Linked DNA regions of Homo sapiens: region 2 is linked to region 1. A link is an interaction called in ENCODE POLR2A ChIA-PET data of the cell type or tissue named here. Cell type or tissue: HepG2. All regions are shown on one strand. Each heading gives the region's core, and the rest is flanking DNA. Links, peaks and the distances in the headings are about the cores only.

Region 1 (16,042 bases), core at 7,006-11,005:
ATTTTGTTGCAAAAATTATGGCATTTTGGCTGGGCACAGTGGCTCACGCCTGTAATCCCAGCACTTTGGGAGGCTGAGGCAGGTGGATCACCTGAGGTCGGGAGTTGGAGACCAGCCTGACCAACATGGAGAAACCCCATCTCTACTAAAAATACAAATTTAGCCAGTCGTGGTGGCGCATGCCTGTCATCCCAGCTACTCGGGAGGCTGAGGCAGGAGAATCGCTTGAACCCGGGAGGCAGAGGTTGTGGTGAGCTGAGATTGCGCCATTGCACTCCAGCCTGGACAACAAGAGCGAAACTCCGTCTCAAAAAAAAAAAAAAAAAAAGAAAAGAAAAGAAAAATTATGGTATTTTGTGTTAGTCAAAATAATGTGATCATCATACTTTTTGTTTATACATAATACAAATAATCACATTACAATTTTTATTGTTAAACACATTGACTAGTTAAACCTAACTACTTAATTGTATGTTGCAGCTTTTTGTAAACTTGCTTTGCAATTTCTCTTTCTTTCTTTCTTTTTTTTTTTTTTTTTTGATGGAATCTCACTCTGTCGCCCAGGCTGGAGTGCAGTGGCACAATCTCGGCTCACCGCAAACTCCACCTCCTGGGTTCACGCCATTCTCCTGTCTCAGCCTCCTGAGTAGCTGGGACTACAGGCGCCCGCCACCACGCCCGGCTAATTTGTTTGTATTTTTAGTAGAGATGGGGTTTCACCGTGTTAGCCAGGATGGTATCGATCTCCTGACCTCGTGATCCACCCGCCTCGGCCTCCCAAAGTGTTGAGATTACAGGTGGGAGCCACCGCACCCCGTCTCTCTCTTTCTTTCTTTCTTTCTTTCCTTCCTTCTTTCTTCTTTCTTTCTTTTTCTTTCCTTCCTTCCTTTCTTTCTTTCTTTCTTTCTTTTTTCTTTCTTTCTTTCTTTCTTTATTTCTCTCTCTCTCTTTCTCTCTCTCTCTTTCTTTCTTTCTGGAATCTTGCTCTGTCACTCAGGCTGGAGTGTAGTGGCAAGATCTCAGCTCACTGCAACTTCTCGTGCCTCAGCCTCCCAAGTGGCTGTGCTTACAGGTGTGCAACACCATGCCTGGCTAATCTTTGTATTTTTAGTACAGACAGGGTTTCGCCATGTTGGCCAGGTTAGCCTGGAACTCCTGACCTCAGGTGATCCACCTGCCTTGGCCTCCCAAAGTGCTGGGATTACAGGCGTGAGCCACCATGTCCAGCCTCTTATTATTTTTATATACAGGAGCGCTGACAAAACCGAAGGGCATGGGGCCCCTCTCAGCCTGAGTGGCCCAGGTGAAGCCACGGCCTGGATGAGTGCTCTGGCCATGGGTGAGCTGGTCAGGGGCCTGCAGCACCCCTGAGGGGCAGTGGTATCAAGGCCTAAGCCTGGCCAGATTCGAGGCCGTCGGTCCAATCACCTTCCTCCACACTAGCTGACTTTCACTCACGCCACTTTCAAGCTTTGCTTGGGGACCCCAGATACTCACTGGTAGCAGTTGTTGTTGAACTTGTTGTAGCTAGCAAAAGCCAGCAGGACCCCAAAGCCCGGACCAAGAGAGAAGAAGATCTGAGCGGCTGCATCTATCCACACCTGGAACACAGCAGGGGTAAGGGCATGGGGTGAGGGGGAGACACAGGCTTACCCTGGCACCAACAGGGTCGCCACTCCTGCCTCCATGTGGCTAAGTGCAGAGGCAGAAAAACAGCTTTTAAGGCTCATTCCAGGCATAGCCATAAACCAAGTGCCAACAAATGTGATTTCTCTTCCTATGATTCAGGCATAAACCCATCCAGTGGCCTCAACTGTACTTTAATGCTTGTATTTCTTGGTTAAAGTATCATTGCAGACTTGCACACTGAAGCCACATTTCAGTTGTCCCTACTGTCCTATTTGGAGGAGGACCAGCTTCGTTTAGTAAAATGACAGACAGGTACACATATTTCCCTCATCATCTTACCCCTGTCTCCAGGAGTTTCTGCCAATTGGGTTTCAAGTAGAAGAGAACACCCCTCCAGGCTCCAGGGAGGGTGGCACCCCTCACCAGCAGGACAGAAAGGATGATATAAGGGAAGGTGGCTGTCACCCACACCACCTGTAAGGAAGAAGGGTTATCACCATGCTGTTCCAGGGAGGGGAGGGGAGGGGAGGGGAGAAGGAGAAGGGAGCGGGGGAGGGGAGGGGAGGGGAGGGAGGTGGGTGAATGGATGTCAGTGTCTTTTATTCTTGAAGACCTTGAGAAAGGAGGGCGAGGTGGTGTGGCAGAAAGATCACAACCCTTGGAGTCACACAGGGATCGGATTCAGGTTGGCCAGGAGAACTACCTCTGAGCCCACTATGCATCTGTAAGGTTGAGGGAGTATCTAGCAGGAAACAATAGCACTGGCCAGTGTATAAAAAGCACTGAACATGGTCCATGATGGGTTTCCAGTAAGTCATTGCCACGATTATTAATTGTGGTACTACCAGTGGGTTGAAGGAATCTTGAAAAAAAAAAATCATGTAATGGTTCTTGGCATTGGCCCATTTCTAGAAAATATTCTTTTTTCTTTTCCTTTTTTTTTTTAGTGAGACAGAATTTCACTCTGCTGCCCAGGAGTGTAATGGCATGATCTTGGCTCACAGAAATCTCCACCTCCCAGGTTCAAGTGATTCTCTTGCCTCAGCCTCCCGAGTAGCTGGGATTACAGGCACCTGCCACCACACCTGGCTATTGTTTTTTTTTGTTTGTTTGTTTGTTTGTTTGTTTGTTTGTTTAAGTAGAGATGAGGTTTCGATGTGTTGGCCAGGCTGGTCTTGAACTCCTGGCCTCAAATGATCCACCCACCTCAGCCTCCCAAAGTGCTGGGATTAGAGACGTGAGCCACCATGCCCAACCCACTTCTAGAATTTTCTAACAAATGCGGTGAAGAGAGAGAGGGTGCATCATGGAATGTGTTTGGTGTGGAAGGAAACAGTGCTGTCTGTCCAGGCTACTGGGTTTTGAGTTTGAGAGCCTGTGGGCCCCTGGGCAGGCCTGGGTCAGCAGCCAGAGCCTTCCTCACCTTGCCAGAGGTCTTGACGCCTTTCCAGATGCTGAAGTAGATAACAGTGAAGATCAGCATGATGCAGAGGGCCAGCTGCCAGCTGATGCCCCCCAGGTCCTGGAGCCCCTTAGACCGGTGGATCTGCAGGACGTGGCGCCTGGGGTGAAGGAGAAAGAAAGGCCCCTGAGAGGCTCTGTAGAGTGACCTGGGCACACATCTGTGCTGCTCCTTTGAGGGTGCCCGGGACAAATGGACACGGTGCTGCTAGGACCAAGTGGTCACTGAGGCCCAGGAAGAGCTGGGATTGGCCCTGCCTGTCCTGAAGGACCACAAAGCACATTTGGCCAACACCCTGGGAAGAGTGTTCAACCTAAAGGCAGACTTCCTGGATTCTCCTTTGCTGGATGGGACCTGAACTCCTTTGACCAATGTGACTGGCTTTTGGGAACATGAGGGATGTGTAAGTGTGGGGAGTTGGCTCCCTTCCCTACCCCAAAGTAGCTCTCTCTTTGGGCTGCCATTGCCTGAAATTCCAGCATTAAAGAAAACTACCTTCCTCAAGCATCTTCTTCCAAAGGGTAGATCCCACTTACGAAGTTGACACATTAAACCATTTGAATAGTTTTGAACTATCAAAGTACTAGGATGCTTCGCCTCCATGACATTTGGCTGAGAGGAGGACCCCGGAAGAAGGGGAGTAATTTTGGAATGTGAAGGGAGGGACGGGCTTGGGCGCATTGGAGCAAACTGACTTGGCGCATGAGAAAGTGCAAGGAGGCACAGCAGGGCCAGGCCGTGGAGCACTTGAGGTAGAGTTTCCCAGCTCCAAATTCTGCTACTCCCACCCCTGATAGCTTCATCTCTCAGAAAGGGGTGAGGAGCCCTTGGCCCTGGCCTTCTTTTTAAGAAGCCAAACCCCAGGGGTGTGGCCTGCCCCTAACAGGCCAACCCCTCACTTACGTGCACTTACGTGTAAAATTCTTCAGCAGGGGACGTGGAATGGAGGGTCCAGGTGATGTTGTCCTCGGAGAAGTAATTGGTGCAGTTGCCAGTGTTCCAGGAGTTCTTGCAGCTGGTCCAGGGCAGCTGGTCCGTGAAGGAGGAGATGAGGTAGTATAGCGCCCAGGCCATGATGGTGTTGTAGTAGGAAGCAATGTAAAAGGCAATGATGCAGATGGCATAACCAATCCCTGGGCAGTGGGTGAGATGGAGAGACAGAGGCCGAGTTTAAGGGTGGCCCAACGGCAAAAGGCTGAAACGGGGCACTGGAGAGCCCCGCAGCCCAGCAGAGGGGTACACGTGGGTGCTGCCCTCCATTCCATTCCAAGGACTCCAGGCCACCGTGGGAAAAGTGGCCCTGCCGTTAGTCACTCATATGTATTTGCAAGGTAACATGTTTTAGAAAATGTGTACATGTCCTGTTAATGCTTTAAAATGTTTACATTAGTTTACTTCTCATTGCCGTTTATTCTGTTTCTCTTTGACAATTTCACACCACTTACGCAGTCAAAACCTTAATTACTCAAGCAGTCTCCCAGGGATGCCTAAGGCCTGACTGATTCCAGAAGAAGGTCCCCAGCTCCCACCCACTGATGGAAATCCCTTCCTGAGAGGCTCCACTTACCCACCCCACCGAGCCCTTCAGTTACCTTTGAAAATCGGGCAGATTTTCCTCCATATTGAAATGCATCCATTTCGGTGGTACTGTCCCAGTGCGAGCTCCATGTAAAAGAGCGGGATTCCCCCAAAAATGGCCATGATGGTGTAGGGGAGGAGGAATGCCCCTGAGGCAGATGAAAGACAATTTCACTCCCTGCCCACGTCTGTCCCAGGATAGCCCAACCAATCTGTGACTGAGAATCACAGTCGCCGGATGATGTGAGTGTCAGGAGCCACCCTGGGCTGAGTGGCCTCATGCTGTGCTCCTCTGGTCTCAGTGCTTTGCTAGAAGCAGTCGTAGGGGGAGCACCATGACTAAAATGAGGTTTCAGAGGAGGCCAAGAGAGCAATTGGGAAGAAAGCCTGGTTTGGGAGTCGACAGAACAGGCAGGATCACATCCACTTATGACTACCTGGAGAACGCTGGGCCACTTCCCCTCTCTGAGCCCCAATTTCCTCCCTATAAAAGAACACAGTTGAGGAGAGCTGAGTTTCCCAAATGTAGCCACACATCATAGTCACCTAGATTCCTGGGTCTACCCCAGACCTCCTGAAGCGGAATCTCCAAGCATGGGCACAACACAAAAATTGTGTTCAAGCTCCCTAGGTGATTCCGATGCAGCCAGTACCTGGGACCCTTGGAACAGATCACCTGTGACAATCTGTAGCAACAGCTGCAACTCTCTGTGAGTCACCAAATCAGTATCTTTGTTCATCAGTATTATCTATGGCTCCAGACACATGATTATTGATATTTGGCTACACTTCCATAATTCCATTGAGCCAGAATGCTCCCTGACAAGCGCCGTTTGCAGGAGTGGCTGGACAGGGTAGTTTTTCACAGAACAAGCAAGCACAGAGCTGCTACCTAACTGGAGATGCTGGTGTCTCCTGGATCTTGTGGCTGAGGCTGAATTTAAAAATACCAAGTTGGGGAATGCTAACCTGCAGCCTGAGTTTTTAGCCTAAAGGGTGGATCAGCTGTGATTTTCCCTAATTTTCCCTGCTGTAAAATGCTCTGAACCCAGAAACCTGAGGTCTGTGCAAATCAGAAAGGTCCATGTAATTTACAGTCACACTGGGTAAACCCGGCTCGAGAATAAAACCATGTGTTCTCGTGATGGCCTTCCTCCAAAGAGTTTGCTTGATCAGCTTTACGCTGGGGAATGAGTGTCGGGGAAATGTCACCAGTGACCCAGCCCCTTACATAATGCCCAGGCTAAAGGTGAGTCCTCTGGAGCAGGAGATAAGGTGATTATGACTTTTGCTCCTCCTAGGCAGGAAGCGCTGAGCTTCCCAGGGGCCCCCTGGAACTACCTTTGCAACTACATGGACAGAAATCTTTAAAAGAGAGTAAATCCAGGCCACTCTGTGTTAGGTCACGGGAGAAGTGAGGGTGACACAAATGGATGATCCCCAAACCTCTTTGTAGCTGCCCTCCCAAATCTGTTGTCAGAGTTCCCATGAAAATCAAGCTTGACGCATCTGACACCCACTTCTTGTTATTTTCTTGTGCTGATAACAAGTCCAGAGGCCCCAAACCCATTCACTTTTCCCCACTGCTCTGCTCTCCCCCAGGTTCCCATCTTCATGCCTACAGTCAGCTACTATTTTTTATAATCTACAAGTTAACTACTTGAGAGGCTTTAGGGGTACAAGGAACAAGATAGGGCCTCTGGCCTCAAAAATCTAACATCCCAGGAGGAGATAGGAGGGCCAGCCATGCGTGGTTTGAGGTTGGTATTAATGTCATGCTGTGGATCTAATCCAGCTTAAATTCTGCCCAGACTGGTAATTAAGATTTAGGACTTAACGCTGATGCCCTTCTCTGACCTCACACAGGTCCAAAGGATCAGAAGCATCTGGGACTCTGAAGCCACCTCCAAATTTTCCCTTACGCAGGCCTACCCTCGTGGACTCTTCCCAGCAGAACTTGCCAGCAGGAGTGAAGGGACTCAGCACAGGGCTGACGGCCATTCCCTCACTTCTGGCTGGGGGAGGACAGAGCCTGGAGAATGCAGGATGAGAAGGAGGCCCTTCAATAAATGGAGCGCTAATGATGCTGGAGATCTGTGAGGTCAGGTTTGGGAGGGCTTCACCCAGCTTCACAACCCGGAGAGCCTCAGACACGCTGTCTTCAGCTTTTGGCTTGCTGGAGATTTGACTTTTTTTTTTTTTTTTTTTTTTTGAGACAGAGTCTCGCTCTGTCGCCTAGGCTGGAGTGCAGTGGTGCCATCTCGGCTCACTGCAACCTCCACCTCCCAGGTTCAAGTGATTCTCCTGCCTCAGCCTCCCAAGTAGCTGGGACTACAGGCGCCCACCACCATACCCAGCTAATTTTTATATTTTTAGTGGAGACGGGGTTTTGCCATGTTGGTCAGGCTGGTCTTGAACTCCTGACCTCAGGTGATCCACCTGCCTCAGCCTCCCAAAGTGCTGGGATTACAGGTGTGAGCCACCACGCCTGGCGAGATTTGACTTTTCTACCAGCTCGAAAGTCTAAGTCATCATGTTCCTAGTCTTACGCCAGTGAAGACTGAAAAGACATAATCTGTCTTCTGGCCTCTCAAGAGGACCTACAGCCCATCCCAGGTCACAGCCCACCCGGGTCACAGCCCACCCCAGGTCACAGCCCACCCGGGTCACAGCCCACCCCAGGTCACAGCCCACCCGGGTCACAGCCCATCCCAGGTCACAGCCCACCCCAGGTCGCAGCCCACCCGGGTCACAGCCCACCCCGGGTCACAGCCCACTCCGGGTCACAGCCCACCCTGGGTCACAGCCTCTACTCGCAGCCTGTGATACTGACCCCCTCCATTCTGGTAACATATGTAGGGGAAGCGCCAGACATTGCCCAGGTCCACAGCATAGCCAATCACTGAGAGAAGGAAATCCACCTTCTTGCCCCAGGTCTCCCGTTCCCCTTGATGAAGCTCAGCCACTAGGGTGGTGGTGGTCGCTGGGATAGAGTGCCGTGTGTCATCTCCCGCACCAGGACTTGGAACTGCTGAGTACCCATTGGATATTTGCCCGGACTCCACTTTGTCCCCTGGGGTGGGAACAACCTTCTGTAGAACTCCGTTTTCCTGACAATCTTCTCCATCTTCACACGCTGATAGCTGCTTCTGAGAATTCAAGGGCGTCGTCTCCATCCTGCTGGTTAGTAAATGACACTGATGTCCATCTGCCAAGGATCCCAATTGATCTCTGGGTGCTTGGATTTGTGGATCACCTCCGAGCTCTCTATCGTCGGGATTGACACGTCGGGATTGACTCTGTTGGAAAGACACACAGAGGAAGGAGAAAAAAGTTAGACATTTTACTCATCTTTGGTATTAACTCATCATACATCTTAAACTACATTAGTTAACGGGATTACAAATGCATCTGTTAAATGTGAGACATCCTATTTGCTACATGGCAGTCCATAAATTCAACTAAATTTCTCAACCTATACAGGGCATCAAATGACAATCAAGTAATTTCAAAAGGAAACAATAAAACCAACACAAATAGACAGCAAATCACCAAGGTTTGCACAGGCTGGACTGGAGAGCAAAGCACTCGCTTCCCTTTGAGCCACTGGACTCTCATCTTGTGGTTTGCCAGCAGCTCAGAAGAATGTGAGAGAGGCTCCAAAGCGTCACAGAGCACCCCCTTTGTCTTGGATGCTATGTTGGGGAAACAATGACAAGCAAAGGCGTTTCTGCCTTTCAGCAGGCAGGACAGTCCTCACCATCATTTAAGCTGCACACCCAAAGTTATATTTTATATCAACTACAGCTATGATTTTAAAAGGAAAAAAGCAAAGGACAGAGGTAAAAAGGCCACCCTTCGTGAGGCACCCCAGCTCATCAGCTACAGATTCTGTCACTCGTCTTTTAGCCCCTAGGAAGGTTGGGGCAGATTTGAGCTGCCTCCGGCTGTGTCCAGTCTATCTGCACATGGCCTTTCTGCGTTCCCATTATGCATTTGCAAGCCCGACTGGTCCTTAAACGGCACTGCTGCTCACCATTTGTTCTTCTTTCCACTTGCCAGCAACTCCTGTGGCTAAGCCCCTTGTTATTCTGCAAGAGAGGGCAAGCAAGGTCGCCTTGCCTCCAGGAGACCTAGGGAGAAGAGTGTGCAGGTTACTGATGCTGGGGTGGTTGGTGTCGCCGTCCCCCTGTGCCTCCACTGGGAGGGCCTGGCCGGGGCTGCTGTGCCTTCATTTCACCGCCGTGGCCTGGGCGCAGGGAAGTCAGCTCAGCTCTGGCTTGAGGTCTGAGTCGTCAAACGTGGGGTAGAAATTTGAGCCCTTTTGGACTTTAAACCTATGGCCTGTTATAAAGTTGTAAGCAGCAGTTGTAAGACTGTTCAACTGCTCACTCTGTTTCTTCTGGGCCTGAGCTTTTCAAACTCTTGAAACAGTTTGGGAGTTGAAATACGTTTCTGCCTAGCTGAGATGACACTGGACCCTTCTAGAAAAGATAGCCAGGGATGGACTGTTTATAACTGCAATGATCTGAGGCTAACCCTCCAGATCCAACAGTTAGGAGGATGGCTAGGAACTGGCTAATAGAAATGGCGCATGGATGTCTCCTACCTATTTGGGGTTTTTGGTGACTGCAACTTAGCTACCTACACATGTGAAGACAAAAACATAGTAAGTGAAAAATCAGGACACAAAATAGTAGCTTCACAAGAATGACTATGGCTATAAACATGAGCAAGGATTAGACATGAACACCAGGCAATGTCAGTCACTAGGGTTTGGCGTTTGCTGCATTTTTTCTGTAAAGTGGAAAATAAAAATTTTAAAGGGATCGATTGTTGCCAAAAATATCTACAGCAACAAGAGATAAATCAGCTTCATGTAGCTAGGGGCTGTGTGTGTGTAAGGGGAGGTAGACGTCTTGGGCTGTACCGCACTTGTTGGGCCCTCCGCCACCCACCCCAGGCTCAAGAATGCAAACACCACTCAGAAGGATATGAATTCTGACAAGAGCGGTCTCCATAACCTCACCCTGCTCACCATTTATGCTACTGCCTGGCCTTGGCCTCCCCCCACTTCCCCCTTCCTTCGGCCCTCAACTAGGCTTGATAGGCTTTTAAAATAACCACACATCCTCTCACCCACCATAGGTAACCATTTACCAGGCCAAGGGATATTATTATTTTATTACATGATGAGATGTCAACATATTTAAATATTCAGCTAAATTAAACCTGAACTTGGTAGTCAGTGGTTGTGTTGTTTAAAAAGGCCTCTGTACTTCCCTCCGGCCTATATCAATGACATGTTTTGTACGTTAAACAACTGACGAACTTGAAGGCCAAATGGCAGGGAGGAAGAGCTTTTCCCTGTGCGGCTGGAGGGCACCGAGTTGACAGAGCTGCTCCTTCCCTTGCTCTTCCTCCCACTGGCCCCACAGTTTTGTTTTTTTTTTTTTGAAACAGTCTTGCTCTGTTGCCCAGGCTGGTGTGCAGTGGCACAATTTTGGCTCACTGCAACCTCTGCCTCCCGGGTTCAAGCGATTCTTGTGCCTCAGCCTCCGAGTAGCTGGGACTACAGGCGTGCTCCACCATGCCCGGCTAATTTTTATATTTTTAGTAGAGATGGGGTTTCACTATGTTGGCCAGGATGGTCTTGAACTCCTGACCTCACATGATCCACCCGCCTTGGCCTCCCAAAGAGCTGAGATCACAGGTGTGAGACACCATGCCTGGCCTGGCCCCACAATTTTCTGCAAGAACCTCTTCTATTTTCTGTACTGCCACTTTCCTCTCACTTAAATAGAAGCTCCAATTGCATCACCCAAGCGTTCCCTGGCCTCTCTACCCAGGCCCAGAGGGTCTACGGAAGGGAAATGCGGTCCATCTCAGAAGCAATACTTTGGGGAGAGGAAATAGACATTTAGCAGCAGCAGTGAGCAGTTACCCTCCTGCCTCAGGGGCCAAATGATTTGTTCTGGATTTTGTTTACTTTCTTCCTTGAGGCGTCCTGCAGAGAGGGTAGAAAATGTGTGCAGGTAGGTAGATTTTTGAGGGCAACGTGTGTTCTCAGGAGTCCTCAGGGGTTCAGCCCCGAAGGCATCCAGTCCTGAATTCCTGGCAACTATGGTAAGCAGCTCCTGGAAGAGTAATACGCTGTTTCTATTTGTGTTCTGAGCCATTACAGAGGTCTTGTTTCCTGAAATATCCCCTAGTTCTTCTTAATTTTTTAATTAAAAAATTTTACATCAACAGGCTGAAATGGCCCCAGTGCAAGAAAACCCAGAGCATCCCTCAGACAACTCATGACCGGGCAGCCTCTCCCCACAGGCTGTCTCTCTCTATCCAGCTGTGCTTTCTGGGGTTCTCCTACTGAACCCCCACCCTCATCATAGAATCTGGGGTGCAAACACAAAGTTACAGCCACTCAGAGGAGACACACATCTCCTTTTCTTAACTTACTCCTCTGCCTCTGCCAGGTAGAGGAAAACTCCTCTCGGTGACTAATCGGGTCTGCCAGGAGAAGATGCCATGTGCCCGGGGCCCTTTCTGCCTGCAAGCTCCTGCCTGTGGAGCCCCAGACTCTCTTCCTATTTTTTCTGATTCTGCAGAGCCCTGGCTGGCTTTTTCTATCAAGACTTGCACATAACAATGGCTGAAAACAAGCTGGCCCAGGAATAGAGAAGTGTGAGTTGTTAAGAAGGTTGGTTTCTGAGAATGCCCTCTTCTAAGCTTTCTTTTTTTAAAAGGTATTTTTATCCTGCTGGGTGGAAAGATTGCAAACGAGGTCAATATTACAGCTGTGACCTTCTCCAGGCAGTCTTTGAGTTTCTCCATGTCCAGAAAAAGCCCCAGAAGGAAGCCTTCCTTTGCATCTTGGATGTGTGCTGTTGTTCCAGGCTGAGCTGGTGACAGGCTGAGGGTGGTGCCGTGGACCCCACCTCTGCTGTGGAATGACAGCTGGCAGACAGAAGCTTCGTCCCCCTAGGTCTCTGCACATGAGGGGTGCAGTTGACCAGCCAATGGGAGTGGTTGACTTTCTCTTAACTCTCCTGAAGCTAATGCACTCCATTCCCCCAATCCCTGACTCCAAGTAAAAAAGGACTGTTTCTATTTAAACTTCTGATCGAATCTCCATTCCTCTTTCCACACACTTTGTCTCTATAGCCAGGAGCAACCCGTACCTGAACAAGCATGTAATTATCCCGATTGGTCATAAACACCCAGCCCTTTGGAAATGCCTGTGACGCTCCATCTACTTGATGCCTATCAGTGCCTTCTAAGCAGAAAGACACTACAGAAATGTTGAACTTTGACTTCATGTGTCAAGATCAAAGTGAGTTCATTTCTCAGGAAACTCAACTTTCTTTCTCAAAACAAACAAAAACAAATGAACTGTGGGTTTAACGTTGAGATAGGATTAGTTACAGGTCATAGAGCCAACTGGCAGTTCGTATCCTCTATTCAGAGGGAGGCTGAAGTTCCCAGGGCATCTCCCAAGAGTGATGGGAATTATGGAACGCTGGTGCCGCCCGAAGCAGTAAACATGGAATCTGGCCTTCTTCATGGAGAAGCACTCCCTCAGCAAAGATGTGCGTAGGCCCACATGTGCTCGGCTCCTCAGAAACAAGGCAGGCAAGCCGGGCCAGCTGGCTCACGCCTGTAATCCCAGCACTTTGGGAAGCCAAGGCGGGCGGATCACCTGAGGTCAGGAGTTTGAGACCAGCGTGGCCAGCATGGTGAAATCCTGTCTCTACTAAAAATACAAAAAGTAGCTGGGTGTGGTGGCGGGTGCCTGTAATCTCAGCTACTTGTGAGGCTGAGGCAGGAGAATTGCCTGAACCCAGGAAGCGGAGGTTGCAGTGAGCTGAGATTGAGCCACTACACTTCAGCCTGAGTGACAAGAGTGAAACTCTGTCTCAAATAAATAAATAAAAATAAAAATACAAAAAATGAGCCGGGCGTGGTGGTGCATGTCTGTAATCCCAGCTACTCAGAAGACTGATGCATGAGAATCGCCTGAACCTGGGAGGCAGAGGTTACAGTCAGCCAAACTGCGCTCCAGCCTGGGCGATAGAGTGAGACTCTGTCTCAAAAAAAAAAGAAAAAGAAAGAAAAAAGAAACAAGGCAGGCACAGTCCTGCCTGCATGGAGTCCACAGGCCAAGCCTAAAATCTGAAAAAGAAAACCAACTGCTAGGAAAAACACGATGCTTCTGGAGAGGCTGGTGCTGCCACACATCCCGTGGTGAACAGAGGCTGCCGCTGGCTCGCCGCGGCGTGTTTAGATAGCTCACATGTTTTGCACCACAGTTGCCCCCAGGCTTTAAGTCTTCCTTTGCTGCTATTGCACAGTTTCTCTCACAGGACCTTGGCTGTTGGCTGATCCTTCCTTGCAGGCTCTGCAGTGTAAAATGGGGGCTCACGTTTGCATCTGCTGAAGGCACTGCTGTGTTCCCGAAGTGTGCAGGGTCATGGGGGCACAGGTCGGAAGCCATAGGGACTCCTGCCTTGCCTTTCCAATGAATTGAAGAGATTTCATGATAGAAATGAAGAGAATAGAGAAAATCTGCTTGTTTTTTTTTTGGACAAAAAGGGTAGAAATGAACTCCACTATCACAGCCATCTCCTTATCCAAAGGATTCCTCATATGACAGAGTCAGTTTAGTGTTTTTTCTGTTCCTTTGTGTGTGTGTTTGTGTGTGTGTGTGTGTTGTTTTTTTAAGAGACAGAGTCTTGCACTGTCATCCAGGCTGGAGTGCAGTGGCATGATCATGGCTCTCTGCAGCCTCAACCTCCCGGGCTCAAGGAATCCTCCCACCTCAGGCTCCCGAGTAGCTGAGATTACAGGTGTGTGCCACCACACCCAGCTAATTTTTTGTATTTTTTTCAGAGATGGGGTTTCACCATGTTGCCCAGGTTGGTCTTGAACTCCTGGCCTATGAGCAATCCTCCCGCCTTGGCCTCCCAAAGTGCTGGGATTACAGGCATGATCCACTGCACCCAGCCTGGTTTAATTTTTTGGAGAGGAATTAAATAGGATAAAATCCTCAGGGCCATTTGGGCCAGTTATCATGAGAAAGAAAAAGAATTTCTGTCCAGAACTTTCCCTGCCTGGGAGAGGATAGCCCTGGGCTTCTCTCTACACAGAGTATAAAATCTAGAGGATATGCCCCTTGTGATGGGGTCAAGGTCCCCCTGAGAGGCTGGCCAAAAGGATACTGGATTATTTATTTTGACTTTACTAGAAAGAAATGAATTTAGCATAGCAGATGTGAACAGCCCTCCTCCAGTGAATATAAACAGCCAAGCCCAGACTAACTTCCTTCCAGAGTCATCTTTCATTAGTTCCTCTGTTCACAACCCATAGCTCTCCTTTCTGTTTCAGGTCTGCACTGGAATCCCTGGTCCACCACTTAATGGCTGTGTGACTTTGAGTAGGTCACTTAACCTCTCTTAGCTTCCATTTCCTCCTGTGTAAAAGCAGACTGTTAAAACCGCTACTTCCTAAAGGCTGTCGTGGGAATTAAAGTATGACACATGCTTATCTCAGTGTCTAGCACAGGGAAGCATCAATAAATGACAGTGAGTTGATGTCACTATCACCACCATACATCCGCAACCCATTGTGCCTTTCTACTTCATACCCTAGCAGGGAAACTGAGGCCCACAAGACTTGGGACTTAAGTGATCTGTGGCTCCCAGCACGGGCCTCACTGGGTCATGCTTGCTGCTCTCAATCAGTGCTTGGGGTCACCTGGGAAACAGACTCCTGGGCTGCTCTCCCAGAGATTCTAATTCAAGAGATCCACGTGGGCACTCAGGGATCTGCAGTTTTTAACAAATACCGCAGGTTATTCAGGGGCCAGTAGGCACCAACAGTGCCGTGTGCGTCCCCACCTGTAGCTTCCCTTCCTCTAATTATCCTGCACCCTCCAAGGCCTGGCATAAGCTTCTATCCACCTCCTCTCAGCACTCCAGCCCAAGATACACTCTTTCTACTCAATTCTCATTTGTCACTCGCCATTGATTACCAGGCATCATTAGTTATCCTTTTATATACATTTGCTTCGTGTGCCCCTGGAAGCAGGGGCTATGGCTACACGTCCCTGAGTCCAAATACTTGCAGACTGGAGCACGCCCTGTACAGCTCTCAGCATGGAGGGCTTGTTTTGGGTTTCCTGACTGGGCGAGGGTGCCAACAGATCTGAGCTCCATGTGAGGTGCTGCTCTTTCTCTCCTCCCTGGAGTTAAGTCAAATGGGATCAGGGTTCTATTCTAAGGGGCCCTGTCCCTCCCTGCCTCACCCATCGGGAAGATTGGCTGTGCATCTTGTGGGCAGAGGAGGAGGGCTGCCTTAACAGTCATTTTCATGGACTATGGACAGGAAGAGACTGACATGCCCAGGATTAAAGAGCCCGGGATGGGCTTTCAGACTTTGAAACAAGTACTGGCAGGCACACCCATCAGCGGTCTGGGCTCCAAATGTTCATCTGTGAGCTGGTGGTTTGGAACTTAGAATATATTTCCTAACCCACAGAAATAAATGTGATAAACTAAAACATCTGAAACGAAAGCTGTAGAACACAGCGTTGTTAAGTGCTACACGACGGCTTAGGGGTGGGGAGGGGGCTGACAATGAGACTGATTCGAAGTTCTTTCTTTATTTTAACCTTCTTTTTGGTTCTTAAGGAAAACTAAATTTAAGGAAAGAAGAACAAGGAGCAGGGAGATCCTTGTACAGATTCCACGGAGGTGTCTTTTAGGCACTTTTGAGGTCTTTAGTTTTGTTTGTTGTTCAATTTTAAAATACACAGTAGAGATGAGATCTCGCTATGTTGCCCAGGCTGGTCTTGAACTCCTGGACTCCAGCGATCCTCCTGCCTCAGCCTCCCAAAGTGCTGAGATTACAGCATGAGCCACTGCGCCTGGTCCAAGTTCTTTAGAAGTTGATGACATGGGCTGGGCGCAGTGTCACATGCCTGTAATCCCAGCACTTTGGGAGGCCAAGGTGGGCGGATCACCTGAGGTCAGAGTTCGAGACCAGCCTGATCAACATGGAGAAACCCTGTCTCTACTAAAAATACAAAAATTAGCCAGGCATGGTGGCGCATGCCTGTAATACCAGCCTTTTAGAGGCTGAGGCAGGAGAATAGCTTGAACCCAGGAGGCAGAGGTTGTGGTGAGCTGAGATCGGGCCATTGCACTCCAGCCTGGACAACAGGAGCGAAACTCCATCTCAAAAAAGAAGAAGAAGAAAAAGAAGAAAGAAGAAGAAGAAGAAGAAGAAGAAGAAGAAGAAGAAGAAGAAGAAGAAGAGGAGGAAGAGGAAGAGGAAGAGGAAGAGGAGGAGGAGGAGGAGGAGGAGGAGGAAGAG
Region 2 (15,246 bases), core at 4,998-8,997, 70 kb before region 1:
GCTCAAGCAATTCCCCCACTTTTGTCTTCCGAGTAGCTAGGACTGCAGGTGCATGCCACCATGCCCAGCTAATTTTTGTATTTTTGTAAAGTTGGAGTTCTGCCGTGTTACTGATGCTGATCTCGAACTCCTAGCCTCAAGCAGTTCTCTTTCCTTGGCCTTTCAAAGTGCTGGGATTACATGTGTGAGCCACTGTGCTTGGCCAAAATATCGTTTTTTAAATTATTGTAGCTTAGTATATCTAGTTGAGTGAGCCCCCTACTCTACACTTCTTTTTCAAACTTGATCAAACTATTTGTGGACTTTTATTGTTATATAGATAAAGTTTGTGAAATTCCTTCAAAATTAAAACTCTTCTGAGATTTGTATTAGAACTGCCTTGGATTTATAAGTTATATTAGTCTTTAAGGAACTACATGTAAGTGTGGTATAGTTCTTCCTTCATTTAGACTTTTTAAATTTTAAATAGAAACAGGGTCTTGCTATCTTGCCCATGCTGGTCTCAAACTCCTGGGCTCAAGTAGTCCTCCCACATTGGCCTCCCAAAGTGTTGGGATTACAGGTGTGAGCCACCACACCCCTCCTAGACTTTATGAGGTAATTTTTTACCCCATTAATGTCCTGTGCCTTATCTGCAGTTTAATTTCTAGATACTTCCTACATTTTGTAGCTATTGTGAGTGGTACCATATTTTCAGGAATATATATATTTTTAAGAGTCTTGCTCTGTCCCCCAGGCTGGAGTACAGTGGCGCAATCTTGGCTCACTGCCACCTCTGCCTCCCGAGTAGCTGGGATTTAGAGGCGTGCAGCACCATGCCCAGCTAATTTTTGTATTTTTAGTAGAGATGGAGTTTTGCCCTGTTGGCCAGGCTGGCCTCAAGCAGTCTGCCCACCTGGGCCTCACAAGGTGTTGGGATTACAGGCGCAAGCCACCACACCTGAGCCTAATCAGATTTACTGTAATAGTTTGTTTAAACCATCTGCTTCATCTCTTCTAGTCCTTATACCTCTTTTTCCTGTTTTACTTTATTAGACAAGTTTTCAGTAGTATGTTGAAAAATGTCCTTAGTGGGCATTCTGACCTGTCTATCCTAAGTGATATCCTAAGCTTCTGAAGTTTTTCCATTAAGTTTGATTTTTGTTATTGGCTTTTGGTATATAGACTTTTTCTTTTTCTTTTCTTTTCTTTTTTTTTTTTTGAGACGGAATTTTGCTCTTATTGCCCAGGATGGAATGCAATGGTGCGATCTCGGCTCACTGCAGCCTCCACCTCCTGGGTTCAAGTGATTATGCTGCCTCAGCCTCCCAAGTAGCTGGGATTACAGGCCTCCGCCACCATGCCCCAGCTAATTTTTGTATTTTTAGTAGACACGGGGTTTCACCATGTTGGCTAGGCTGGTCTTGAACTCCTGACCTCAGGAGATCTGCCCACCTTGGCCTCCTAAAGTGCTGGGATTACAGGTGTGAGCCACTGCACTCGGCCAGACTTTTGTTTGTTTGGTTGGTTGGTTTTGTTTGTTTTGTTTTGTTTTGTTTGAGATGGAGTCTCGCTCTGTTGCCCAGGCTGGAGCGCAGTGGCCAATCTCGGCTCACTGCAAGCCCCGCCTCCCAGGTTCACGCCATTCTCCTGCCTCAGCCTCCTGAGTAGCTGGGACTACAGGCGCCCGCCACCACGCCCGGCTAATTTTTTATATTTTTAGTAGAGACGGGGTTTCACCATGTTAGCCATGATGGTCTCAATCTCCTGATGTCGTGATCTGCCCGCCTCAGCCTCCTAAAGTGCTGGGATTACAGGTGTGAGCCAGTGCGCCCAGCCCCGGCCAGACTTTTTTAAGTTAAGGAACTCTTCTATTCATCACTGACCAACTTTTTTTTTTTTTTTGAGACGGAGTTTCGCTCTTGTCCCCCTGGCTGGAGTGCAATGGCGCAACCTCAGCTCCCTGCAACCTCTGCTTCCCGGGTTCAAGCAATTCTCCTGTCCCAGCCTCCCGAGTAGCTGGGATTGCAGGCATGTGCTACCATGCCCAGCTAATTTTTTGTATTTTTGGTAGAGTTGGGGTTTCCCCATGTTGGCCAGGCTCATCTTGCGAACTCCTGACCTCAAGTAATCAGCCCGCCTCAGCCTCCCAAAGTGTTAGGATTACAGGCGTGAGTCACTGTGCCTAGCCTGACAATTTTTTATAAATCACAAATAGGTACTAAATGCCTTCCTGAATTTATTGAGCTAGTTAAGTCATTTTTCTCCTGTGGTTCATTAATATGGTTTATTAGATTGATACATTTTTAAATGTTAAACCATTCTTGAATTTCTGGCTTAAATCCTTTTGAGCAGGATGTATTATTTTTAATATGCTAGTAAACTCAATTCACTAAAACTTGATTTAGGGTTTTCAAACATCTATGTCTATAAGTGGGAAAGGCTTTGTTTATTGTCTAAAAATGTCTGTAGGATTTTAATTTATGGAGGTGACAAATGACATATTGAGACTAATGCCCTTTAAAAGAAGATTATTGTTATGTACATTTACTGACAGGAGAAGACATGCCATTTCATTCAGGGCTACATAGGGAAGAACCAGTTTGGATCAGGAAAAGCCTGGTTCAGAGTCTTTATTGTATTTTTCATGGGAAAGGAAGGGAAACAGTTTAGGATTGGCTAGTTTGAATCTTGTCAGTTGCCTCTGGGCTGTAGCGGTGATCACCAGTTTTTTTGTATCTGGCCCTGGGCAATGAAGGCAGAGGACTATTGCTTCCTGGCTTGTAGGGGCCAGAGGAGATGGTTCTAAGTTTGGGCTGTGGATTGGCTGATTTACAGTTTTTGGAATATGTATCTGTTCTGCCCAGGTTTTCAGATTTAATTGTTCACGATAGTGTTTTTTAAATCTTTCATCTACTGTTACTTGCATCTCTTTACTTTTCTTGATTAATCTTGCCAAAAGTTTGTCTATCTTATAAAATCTTTTGAAATAACTAGCCTTTGATTTTGTTCATCTATATTTTGTTGATTTATTCTCTAATTTCTGCCCATATGTTTATTGCTTCCCTGGGTTATTTTGTCAATCTTCCTAAGTTTCTTTTTGAGTACTATTTTAGCTGTATCTCACAAGTTTTGGCATGTAGTGTTTTCAGTGTTATACATTTATAAATATTTTGTAATTTCCTTTATGATTTGTTTAACCTGAAGACTTACAGGTATAGCTTTTAGTTTTGACATACAGGTTTGGTTTTCTCAAGGATATTTTTATTGCCGTTTCTATTCTTTTATTTAATTTTTACTTAAAAAAATAGAGATGGGGTCTTGCTGTGTTGTCCGGGCTTGTCTTGAACTCTTGGTCTCGAGTGATCCTCCAACCTTGGCCTCCCAGAGTGTTGGGATTACAGGTTTGAGCTACTGCACCTGGCTGCTGTTTTTATTCTTATGTTTTATTGTGTTATGACCAAAGAACATAAGATTATCTGATGTTTATTTTTATTCTTGATCTATTTGTTATCATAGAGGAGTAAGATTGCCATCTAAAATGGTTGCTGTCCTTATATTTCTGAGAGTTGATGCTTTTTATTTATTCATTTATTTAAACAACTTTATTGAGATAAAGTTCACATAGCAAAGCCAGGTGCAGTGGCCTGTAATCCCAGCCCTTTGGGAGGCTGAGGCAGGAGGATTGCTTGAGCCCAGGAGTTCAAGACTAGCGGGGGAAACATGGTGAGACCCTGTCTCTGCAAAAAATTTTAAAAATTAGTTAGGCATGCTTGTGGCACATGCCTGTGGTCCTAGCCACACAGGAGGCTGAGGCAGGAGCATCACTTGAGCCCAGGAGGTCAAGGCTGCAGTGAGCCATGGTCAAGCCACTATACTCCAGCCTGAGTGACAGAGCAAGACCCTGTCTCAAAAAAAAAAAAAAAAAAAATACCAAAAGCTCTGTGGTTTTTAGTATATTCACAGAATTGTGCAGCCATCATCACTATTTTAGAATTTCATCACCCAGAGAGAAACCTGATCATTAGCAGTCACTCCTAATTCTTCCCTCTACTCTGCCCTTGGCAATCACTAATTGACTTTATGTCTCTACAGATTTACCTATTTGGGACATTTCAAATAAATGGAATAATATAATGTAATACATGTTGTAGAGATCTTTTTTTTTCTTTTTTTAGATGAAGTCTTGCTCTGTCGCCCAGGCTGGAGAGCAGTGGCGCAATCTCGGCTTACTGCAACCTCTGCCTCCCGGGTTCAAGCAGTTCTCCTGTCTCAGCCTCCTGAGTAGCTGGGATTACAGGCAGGCACCACCATGCCTGGCTAATTTTTGTATTTTTAGTAGAGATGGGGTTTCACCATGTTGGTCAGGCTGGTCTTGAACTCCTGACCTTGTGATCTGCCTGCCTTGGCCTCCCAAAGTGCTGGGATTACAGGTGTGAGCCATCGCGCCTGACCAATATGTGGTGGTTTTTTTTTTGAGACGGAGTCTCGCTCTGTCACCCAGGCTGGAGTGCAGTGGCGCAATCTCGGCTCACTGCAAGCTCCACCTCCTGGGTTCACACCATTCTCCTGCCTCAGCCTCCCAAGTAGCTGGGACTATAGGCGTCCGCCATCACGCCCGGCTAATTATTTGTATTTTTAGTAGAGACGGGGTTTCACCGTGGTCTCGATCTCCTGACCTCGTGATCCACCCTCCTCGGCCTCCCAAAGTGCTGGGATTACAGGCATGAGCCACCGCGCCCAGCCGTTTTTTGTTGTTGGTTTTTTTTTTTTTTTTTTTTTTTTTTGGAATCTCGCTCTGTCACCCAGGCTGGAGTTCAATGGCGCGATCTCGGTTCACTGCAATCTCCGCCTTCTGGATTCAAGCGATTCTCCTGCCTCAGCCTCTGGAGTAGCTGGGATTATAGGTGCCCGCCACCATGCCCGGCTAATTTTTGTATTTTTAGTAGAGATGGGGTTTTGCTGTGTTGGCCATGCTGGTCTTGAACTCCTGACCTTAGGTGATCTGCTCACCTCGGCCTCCCAAAATGCTGGGATTACAGGTGTGAGCCACCACACTTGGCTGTTTCCACATCTTTATGAGCATTTGTGACTCTTTTATTTTAGTCATCCTGTTGGGTACGAAGTGGTATTTCAATGTGGTTTTGATTTGCATTTCCCCAGTGGCTAATGATGTTGAGCACCTTTTCATGTGCTTTTTGGCCATTTGTATATCTTCTTTGAAATAAATTTGTATTTCTTCTTTGAAAAAAGTGTTCAACTCCTTTGTCCATTTTTTAGTTTGTCTTTTTATTGTTGAATTGTAGGAATTCTTTATGGGCTGCAAGTTCCATAACAGATACATGATTGCAAATACAGTTGATTCTTGAACGATAGGGGGGTTAGAGCTACCAACACCCGTGCAGCTGAAAACTTTTGACTACCCCAAAACTTAACCACCAGTAGCCTATTGTTGACCAGAAGCCTCGTTGATAAACAGCTAACACACTTTTTATATGTATTATATACTGTATTCTTACAGTTAAGCTAGAGAAAAGAAAATGTTATTAGGAAAATCATAAGGAAGATATATAATAAAATATATTTCCTATTTATTAAGTAGAAGTGGATCATCATAAAGGTCTTCCTGTTCATCATCATCTTCACATTGAGCTAGCCGAGGAGAAGGAGGGATTGGTCTTACTGTTTCTGAGTGCCAGAGACAGAAGAGGTGGAGGAGGTGAAAGGTGAGGCAGGCACATTGGGTGTAACTTTTACTTAAAATCTACATATAGGTGTGCCCATGCAGTTCAAACTTGTATTGTTCAAGAGTCAGCTGTATTTTTTTCCCATTCTGTGGGTTGTCACTTTCTTTTTTTTTTTTTTTTTTTTTTTTTGAGACAGAGTTTTTCTTTTGTTACCTAGGCTGGAGTGCAGTGGCGCAATCTCAGCTCACCGCATCCTCCGCCTCCTAGGTTCAAGTGATTCTCCCAAGTAGCTGGGATTACAGGCATGCGCCACCACGCCCGGGTAATTTTGTATTTTTAGTAGATACAGGGTTTCTCCATGTTGGTCAGGCTGGTCTCAAACTCCTGACCTCAGGTGATCTACCTGCCTCGGTCTCCCAAATGGTGGGATTACAGGCGTGAGCCACCACACCTGGTGTGTTTGTCACTTTCTTGATGGCTTTTGAAGCAACAATTTATTTTGATGAGATTTGAAATAATTTTTTTTTTTTAAAACAGAGTCTGTCTCTGTTGCCCAGGCTGGAGTGCAGTGGCGCGATCTCGGCTCACGGCAACCTCTGCTTCCCGGGTTCAAGCGATTCTCCTGCCTCAGTCTCTCGAGTAGCTGGGACTACAGGCATGCACCACTGTGCCCAGCTAATTTTCTTTTTAGTAGAGACAGGGTTTCATTCTGTTCGCCAGGCTGGTCTTGAACTCCTGACCTCATGATCTGCCCGCCTCAGCCTCCCAAAGTGCTAGGATTACAGGCGTGAGCCACCGTGCCCAGCCTAAGAATTTTTTTTTTTTTTTTTTTGGTCATTTGGACTTTTGGTTTTAGCTACACAGATTTTGTCATGTGTCTAATTCAAGGTCACAAAGATTTACTTGTATTTTTTCTTCTGTGAGTTTTATAGCTAAATGTAAACGTTTAGATTAACTCCATTTGAGTTATTTTTTGCAAAGGGGGTAAGGTAAGGGCCCAACTTCATTCTTTTGCATATGTATATCTAGTTGTTCCAGCACCATTTATTGAATAGACTGTTCTTTCCCCTTTGAATTGTCTTGGTGTTGCTTTATTTACTTGGAAGATACATTGTTAAAAGCATAAATGTTTATGATTGCTATTTCTTCTTGATCTGTTCCTCAGTATCTGGTAACCTACTTTGTTCTTCACATACGTTTCTCTTTAATTCTATTTTTCTGATTTTATAATTACTATCAAGCTTTTGATTCATATTTGCCTTTTGTATTTTTTCCCACTCATTTATTTTCAGCTTTTTTTTTTTTTTTTTTTTTTTGAGACAGAGCCTTGCTCTGTTGCCCAGGCTGGAGTATAGTGGCATGATCTCAGCTCACTGCACTGCAACCTCTGTCTCCCAGGTTCAAGTGATTCTCATGCCTCACCTCTCCTCAGTAGCTGGGATTACAGGCGTGCACCACCACACCCTGCTAATTTTTGTATTTTTTTAGTAGAGACGGAGTTTTGCCGTGTTGGCCAGGCTGGTCTCAAACTCCTGGCATCAAGTAATCTGCCTGCCTCAGCTTCCCAAAGTGCTGGGATTACAGGCATAAGCCACCGTGCCCGGCCTATTTTCGGCATTTTTATATCCTGTTGTATTTAGGCTCTTTTTGTAGACCTCCTATTTCTAGATCTTTTAAAAATCCAATCCCAGAGTTTGTTGTCTTTTTTTCTCTCTCTCATTTAATAGGTTGAATTTTCTTTTCCTAGTTTGAAATGTACACATTTCATTGTGTTTCAGTTAAAATTTTGGTCATTATCCCAAACCAATCTATGCTTACATTTATACGTTTGGTTTCTTTTATTGTTGTTATAAGTATCTTTATATCACTCACTGCCTTCAACATAAATACCTTGGCACACTCTGGCTACCTTCTGGTTGTCTTCTCTCCCTCTCTTCCACCTGCTGCTTGCCTTGCCACTGTGTTTATATCATCCAGATGAGGTGTTGGCAAACTATGTCTCATGTTGGCATCCTTTTTTAAAATAAAGTTTTATTGGAACACAGCCTTGCCATTTGTCTGTCTGTGGCTACTTTTGTGCTACATGACTAGATGCAACAGGCCACATGGTCCACCAACCTGTGTATTCACCATTTGTCCCTTGAGGAAATTTGCTGACCCCTGCTCTGGATCTGTGCTAATATGATAGCCAGTTTAGTCTTAGAGGCTGTTTTAGCTTAAGTAAAATTTAAAAATTAGTTCCTTAGTCACATTAGCCACATTTAATGTGTTCTATAGCCACGTGTGACTGGTGGCTAACATATTGGACAACACAGGTAAAAGATATTTTAGTCATTTCAGAAAGTTGTATAGCCCTGCTCTAGATTTCGTCCTGGATTGTTATGGTTGTTTTTTGTCTTATTTTAAAAGATAATATTAGGGCCAGGTGTGGTGGCTATCACATGTGCTGTAATCTCAGCACTTTGGGAGGCCGAGGCAGGAGGATTGCTTAAACCCAGGAAGGAGTTCAAGACCAGCCTGGGTAACATACTGAGACCCCATCTCTACAAAAAATAAAAAAATAAGCCAGATGTGGTGGCAGGTGCCTGTGGTCCCAGCTACTCGGGAGGCTGAGGCGGGAGAATTGCTTGAGCCTGGGAGCTTGAGGCTGCAGTCAGTCGTGATTGTACCACTGCATTCCAGCCTGGGCAACACAGTGAGACCCTGTCTCAAAAAAAAAAAAGATATATTAAGTTTTACTAAGTTATATATTTACCTTTCATGTATCTCATAATATTATTATTGGGAGTACAGGTTGAGTATCCCTTTCTGAAATGCTTGGGGCCAGGTGTGGTGGCTGGCGCCTGTAATCCCAGCACTTTCTGAGGCTGAGGCGAGAGGATTGCTTCAGCCCTGGAGTTCAAGAACAGCTGGGCAACACAGTGATACCCTGTCTCTACAAAACACTAAAAAATTACCTGTGTGTAGTGGTACATACCCGTAGTCCCAGCTACTCAGAGGCCAAGGTAGGAGGATCGCTTGAGCCTGGGAAGTCAAGGCTCCTGTGAGCCATGATCGTGCCACTGAACTCCAGCCTGGGCAACAGAGTGAGACCCTGTCTCAAAAAAAAAAAAAGAAGAAAAGAAAAAGAAAGAAATGAATGCTTGGGACCAGAAGTGTTTCAGATTTCAGATTTTTTCAGATTTGGGAATATTTGTATTATACTTAACAGCTGAACATTCCTAATCCGAAAATCCAAAATGCTTCTTTGAGCATACTGTTGACACTGGAAAAGTTTTAGATTTGGGATTGTTGGATTAGGGATATTCAGCCTGTACTTCCTTTATTTTCAAAGAGGGCTTTTATGAGGCAGACCTGAGATTTTATGTGCTTAAAACATCTTTAGTTTTGATGATAGTTTTTCTGGATATATACTTTTTAGTTCAAAGTGCTTTCCATCAGCACTTTAAAGTTACTCCATCTGGGTAATGTTAATTAAGATTTACTACCTTTTTTTTTCTTTTTAATTTTTGTGAGTATGAAGTAAATGTATATATTTATGGAATATGTGAGATATTTTGGTACGGGCATGTGGTGCATAATATGGATTACTTGTTCTTAAATCCCAAGTTGCTGATGAGGTATTTGATGACATTCCGATTGTACCCCTTTATAGGTGACCTACTCTTCCTTGTTGGAAACTCTTAGAATTTTCTTTTTGTCTTTCATTTCCTTAAATTTCATTATAATGTATCTAGTTGTTGTATATGCAGGCGTGTGTGTTTTATTTATCCTCTGTCCTCTTTTGCATTCAAAACCTGTTCAATATGATATTTTTCTCCAATTCTAGAAAATTACCAGTCATTCAAATATTTCTTTGAATCTGTTTAGTTTATATGTCTTCCTCTGGGTCTTCTGTTACATAAATATCTTTCATATCACTATACCTTTTTTTGCTTTGTTTTTAAGAGATGGGGTCTCACTATATTGCCCAGGCTGAAATGCAGTGGCATTTCATGATCATAGTGCACTATGCCTCAAACTGCTGGGCTCAAGTGATCCTCTTGCCTCAGCCTCCTGGCTGTAGCTAGGACTACAGACGTACACCATCGTGTGGCTTTTTTCTTTTTTTAAGCATTTTACCCTTTCCATGTGTGTTCTAGGAGTTTCTAGCCTAATATTCTAACTTATTAAAACATTTTTTCAGCTATATCCATTCATTCATTTACCCATCTCTTAATTTTATTTTATTTATTTATTTATTTTTTGAGATGGAGTCTCAGTCTGTCACCCAGGCTGGAGTGCAGTGGCACGATCTTGGCTCACTGCACCCTCCACCTCCCAGGTTCAAGCAGTTCTCGTGCCTCAGCCTCCCTAGTAGCTGGGATTACAGGCACCTACCACCAAACCCGGCTAATTTTTATACTTTTAGTAGAGACAGGGTTTCACCATGTTGCCCAGGCTGGTCTCAAACTGCTAACCTCAAGCGATCTGCCCGCCTCGGCCTCCCAAAGTGCTGGGATTACAGGCGTGAGCCACCACGCCCGGCCCATCTCTTAATATTTTTATTTTGACTATATTTTCCATGTACATTATTTCAAATAGTTTCTGTTGACCTTGTCTATCAGGACACCTTGCAGTAAATCCATCAGGAAGTTGCTCTACTATCGGACATTAGAACTTACTCCTCTAACTGTATGTTCATACCTATTAGTACCCATTAACCAACCTCTCTTTATCTCTCCCCTCCCCCAAGTCCTTCCCAGCCTCTGTTCACTATCATTCTACTCTCTACCTCTATGAAATACATTTTTTTAGTTCATACATATGGGTGAGTACATGAGATAGTTGTCTTTCTGTGTCTGGCTTATGTTACTAAAGATAATGACCTTCAGTTTCATTCATGTTGCTGTAAGTGACATGATTCCATTCTTTCTTTTTTTTTTTGAGATGGGGTTTCACTCTTGTTGCCCAGGCTGGAGTGCAATGGTGCAATCTCGGCTCACCGCAACCTCCACCTCCTGGGTTCAAGCGATTTTCCTGCCTCAGCCTCCCAAATAGCTGCAATTACAGGTATGCACCACTATGCCCAGCTAATTTTATATTTTTAGTAGAGACGGGGTTTCTCCATGTTGATCAGGCTGGTCTCGAACTCCCGACCTCACGTGATCTGCCTGCCTCGGCCTCCCAAAGTGCTGAGATTACAGGTGTGAGCCACTGTGCCCCGCTGATTCCATTCTTTTTTATGGCCAAATGGTACTCCACTGTGTAAATATGCCACATTTTCTTTGTCAATTCATATGTGATGGAGACTTAGGTTGATTCCATATTTTGGCTGTTGTGAGTAGTGCTGCAGTAAACATAAAAGTGCATGTATCCTTTTGATATACTGATTTTCTGTCCTTTGAATAAATACCCAGTAGTGATATTGCTGGATCTTACGGTAGTTCTGTGTTTAATTTTTTGAAAAATCTCCATACTATTTTCCATAATGGCTGTACTAAGTTACATTCCCACCTACAGTGTATGAGAGCTCCTTTTACTCTGCATCCTTGCCAGCATCTGTTAGTTTTTGTCTTTTTGATAATAGCTATTCTAACTGGGTAAGATGATATCATTGTGGTTTGGATTTGCATTTCCCTGATAATTAGTGATGTTGGGCATTTTTTTATATACCTGTTGGCTACTCATATGTATTTTGAGAAATCTCTATTGCCCACTTTTTTCCCCTTTTATTGATATATAATTTACATATTTATGGTGTACATGTGAGTGTTTGTTACATGCAAAGAATATGTAATGATCAAGTCAGGGTGATTGGGGTATCCATCACCTAGAATGTTTTATCATTTTTATATGTTGGTATCATTTCAAGCCCTCTCTTCTAATTACTTTGAAATGTACATATTATTATTGCTAAGTATGGTCACCTTAGTCTGCTATCAAACATTGGAACTTATTTCTTCTATCTAACTGTATGTTTGGGTACATAAGAAATAAGTTCCAGTGTTGGATAGCAGACTAGGGTGACTATACTTCTTATAGTCTTTGTCTCTCTCCCCTCTTTATCCCCTCTCCTCCTCCCCTTCCCAGTCTCTGTTATCTATTGTTCTATACTCTATGTCCATGAGATCAAGTTTTTTAGCTCCCACATATGAGTGAGGACATGCAATATTTGTCTTTCTATGCCTGGCCTATTTCACTTAAAATAATGATCTCCATTTCTATCCATGTTGCTGCAAATGACATTATTTCATTATGGCCAAATAGTATTCTATTGTTTAACACACTTTATCCGTTTATCTGTTGCTGGGCATTTAGGTTGATTCCATATCTTTGCTATTGTGAATAATACTGTGGTGAACATATGAGAGTGTCCTTTTGATACACTGATTTCTTCTTTGGATAGATACCCAATAGTGAGATTGCTGGGTCTTAATGGTAGTTCTAATTTTACTTTTTGAGAAATCTCCATACTGGTTTATTTACTAATTTACATTCCCACCAGCAGTGTATAAGAGTTCCCTTTTCTTACCAGCATCTGTTATTTCCTGTCTTTTTAATAATAGAGGTTCCAGCTGGGGTAAGATATCTTATTATGGTTTGGATTTGCATTTCACTGATGATTAGTGATTAGCATTTTTTCATATACCTGTTGGCCATTTGTATGTCTTTTGAGAAATGTCTATTTCATGTCCTTCACCCACTTTTTAATGGCATTTTTTTTTTTTTTTGCTATTGAGTTGTTTTGAGTTCCTTCTATATTCTGGATATTAGTCACTTGTCAGATGAATATTTTGTAAACGTTTTCTCTCATTCATCAGGTTGTCTCTTCTGCTGAGGGTTTTCTTTGCTGTACGGAAGTGTTTTAGTTTAATACAGTCCCATTTATCTATCTTTGTTTTTGTTTCCTGTGCTTTTGGGATCTTGGCCATAAACTCTTTGCCTCAACCAGTGTCCCTGGAGCATTTCTCCTGTGTTTTCTTCTAGTAGTTTTATAGTTTGGGGCCTTATCTTAAGTCTGTAATCCATTTTGTTTTGATTTTTTATATGGTGAGAGACAGGGGTTTAGTTTTATTCTTCTCCATGTGGATATTTAGTTCTCCTAGCACCATTTATTGAAGAGGGTATTCTTTCCCCAGTATACGTTCTTGACACCTTTGTTGAAAATCAGTTGGATATAAATATGTGGATTTATTTCTGGATTCTCTATTCTGTTCCATTTTGGTCTATGTGTCTGTTTTTATACTAATACTATGCTAGTTTGGTTATGATAGCCTTGTGGTATATTTTGAAGTCAGGTAGTGTGATGCCTCTAGCTGTTCTTTTTGCTCAGGTTTGCTTTGGTTATTCAGGCTCTTTGTAGTTTCATGCAAATTTTAGAATTGTTTGTTCTAGTTCTGTGAAAAATATTATTGGTATTTTGGTAGAGATTGCGTTGAATCTGTAGATTGCTTTTGGTAGAATGGTCATTTTCACCATATTAATTCTTCCGATCCATGAACATGGGATGTCTTTCCATTTTTTTGTGTCCTCTTTAATTTCTTTCATCAATGTTTTATAGTTTTCCTTGTAGAGGTCTTTCACCTTGGTAAAATTTATTCCTAGGGTTTTGGGTTTTGTTTTTAGTTTTGGAAATATGATTGCTTTCTTGATTTCTTTTTCCTCTAGTTTGTTGCTAGTATATTGAAAGTTATACTGATTTTTCATGTTGATTTTGTGTCTTGCAGCTTTACTGAATTTGTTCATTAGTTTTAAGAGGTTTTTTTTGTGTGTGTGTGTAGTCGTTTGGTTTTTCTAAATATAAGATCATGTCATCTGCAGAGAGGGACAGTTTGACTTCCTCTTTTCCAGTTTGGATGCTTTTAATTTCCTTCTCTTACCTGATTGCTTTGGCCAGGACTTCCAGTATTGTGTTGAATAAGAGTGGTGAAAGTGGGCATCCTTGTCTAGTTCCAGTTCTTAGAGGAAAAGCTTTCAGCTTTTCTCTGTTCAGTATGTTAGCTATGGGTTTGTCATATATGGCCTTTATTATGTTGAGGTATATTCTTTCTTTTTATTTTTATTTATTTGTTTATTTATTTTTTGAGATGAAGTCTCACTCTGTTGCCCAGGCTGGAATGCAGTGGCACGACCTCAACTCTTTGCAACCTCTGCCTGCTGGGTTCAAGTGACTCTCCTGCCTCAGCCTCCCAAGTAGCTGGGACTACAGGCATGCACCACCATGTCTGGCTAATGTTTTTTGTATTTTTAGTAGAGATGGCGTTTCACCATGTTGGCCAGGCTGGTCTCAGACTCCTGACCTCAAGTGATCTGCTCGCCTTGGCCTCCCAAAGTGCTGGGATTATATGTGTAAGCCATCGTGCCCGGCCAAGGTATGTTTTTTCTGTGCCTAGTTTGTTGAACATTTTTATCATGAAGGGATGTTGAGTTTTATTGAATGCTTTTTCTGCCCCAATTGAGATGATCATATGGTTTTTGTCTTTTATTATGTTGATGTGATATATCATATTTATTGATTTGCATATGGTAAATTATCTTTACAACTCAGGGATAAATCCCACTTGATTGTGGTATATTGTCCTTTTGATGTACTGTTGGATTTGGTTTGGTAGTATTTTGTTGAAGACTTTTGCATCTGTGTTCAACTATGGCCTGTAGTTTTTTTGTTTTGTTTTGTTTTGTTTTTTAATGTTGTGCCTTTGTCTGGTTTTGGTTTCAGGGCTTCACAGAATGAGTTAGGAAGAATTCCCTTCTCTTTTATTTTTTGGAATAGTTTGAGGAGAATTGGTATTCTTTGTAAGTTTGGTAGACTTTGGCAGTGAAGCCATCAGATTCTGAGCTTTTCTTTTTTAGGAGACTTTTTATTACTGATTCAATCTCATTACTCGTTGTTTGTTCAGGTTTTCTGTTTCTTCCTGATTCAATCTTGGTAGGTTTTATGTGTCCAAGAATTTGTCCATGTCCTTTAGGTTTTCCAGTTTGTTGGTGTATAGTTGTTTGTAGTAGTATCTGATGATCTTTTGTATTTCTGTAGTGTCAGTTGTAATGTCTCCTTTTTCATTTCTGCTTTTGTTTGAGTTCTTGGTTGGTCTAGAAACATAATTTTGTAAAATGGTTTTCTTGTTAAACACTTGAACCATCATTCTTGATCATCTGGTGTGTAGAAGACACTGTACTGGATACTACTGGTAGTAAGTAGAAGGCTGCATAAGACAGATCTGTGCTCTCAAGGAGATTTGTTATACATTATGAAAATGAATTTATAGGTAATTCAAGTTAAAACTAAAATATCTTCACTTCTGAGAGAAGCTAAAATTTCAGAAGCTGCTAAGGGGCTTTGTTAGGATTAGGGGCTTTTCTCATTGCGTAACCAGGAATAAAAGACAGCCTTACTTTGAGAAGACCATAAACGGGTGAATGGATAAACAATTTGTGCCATGTTTATACAATGGAAACACTACTTGGCAAGAAAGAACAGACTTGATACATGATGTGAATTAATCTCAAACTAATTATGCTGAAAGAAGTAGATAACCCCCCCATACAAAGTATATATGTTTCTGGGTTTTGGCTATTACAACTAAACTGGCTATAAACA

The links. Peaks named below come from ENCODE experiments on the same cell type or tissue, not always from the same donor. Only the 100,000 strongest peaks of a DNase experiment are listed, where the experiment ranks them.
Region 2: POLR2A ChIA-PET joins it to region 1 with 5 read pairs; 6 of 35 experiments call an interaction of 5 or more read pairs at or near these places.

What each region holds. Positions count from the first base shown.
Region 1 is chr17:30,214,114-30,230,155 of GRCh38, forward strand. It overlaps SLC6A4 (solute carrier family 6 member 4), which reads right to left. Exons shown (of 15, transcript NM_001045.6): 2 at 8,706-8,802; 3 at 7,503-7,968; 4 at 4,684-4,818; 5 at 4,005-4,224; 6 at 3,053-3,191; 7 at 1,969-2,103; 8 at 1,498-1,601. The coding sequence starts at 7,845. Among named protein-coding and RNA genes, the nearest start is that of SLC6A4, 14 kb to the right of the region's middle. RefSeq lists enhancers at 7,204-7,502, 7,253-7,495, 7,272-7,288, 7,311-7,327, 7,344-7,360 and 5 more, cis regulatory regions at 7,344-7,393, 7,344-7,376 and a silencer at 11,784-11,984. In HepG2, for the core only: no CTCF peak of the experiment used is centred there; a DNase peak (open chromatin) is centred at 8,968; H3K4me3 peaks cover 980 bases.
Region 2 is chr17:30,145,945-30,161,190 of GRCh38, forward strand. All of the region lies in intron 2 of NSRP1 (nuclear speckle splicing regulatory protein 1), which reads left to right. Among named protein-coding and RNA genes, the nearest start is that of MIR3184, 36 kb to the left of the region's middle. In HepG2, for the core only: no CTCF peak of the experiment used is centred there; no DNase peak of the experiment used is centred there.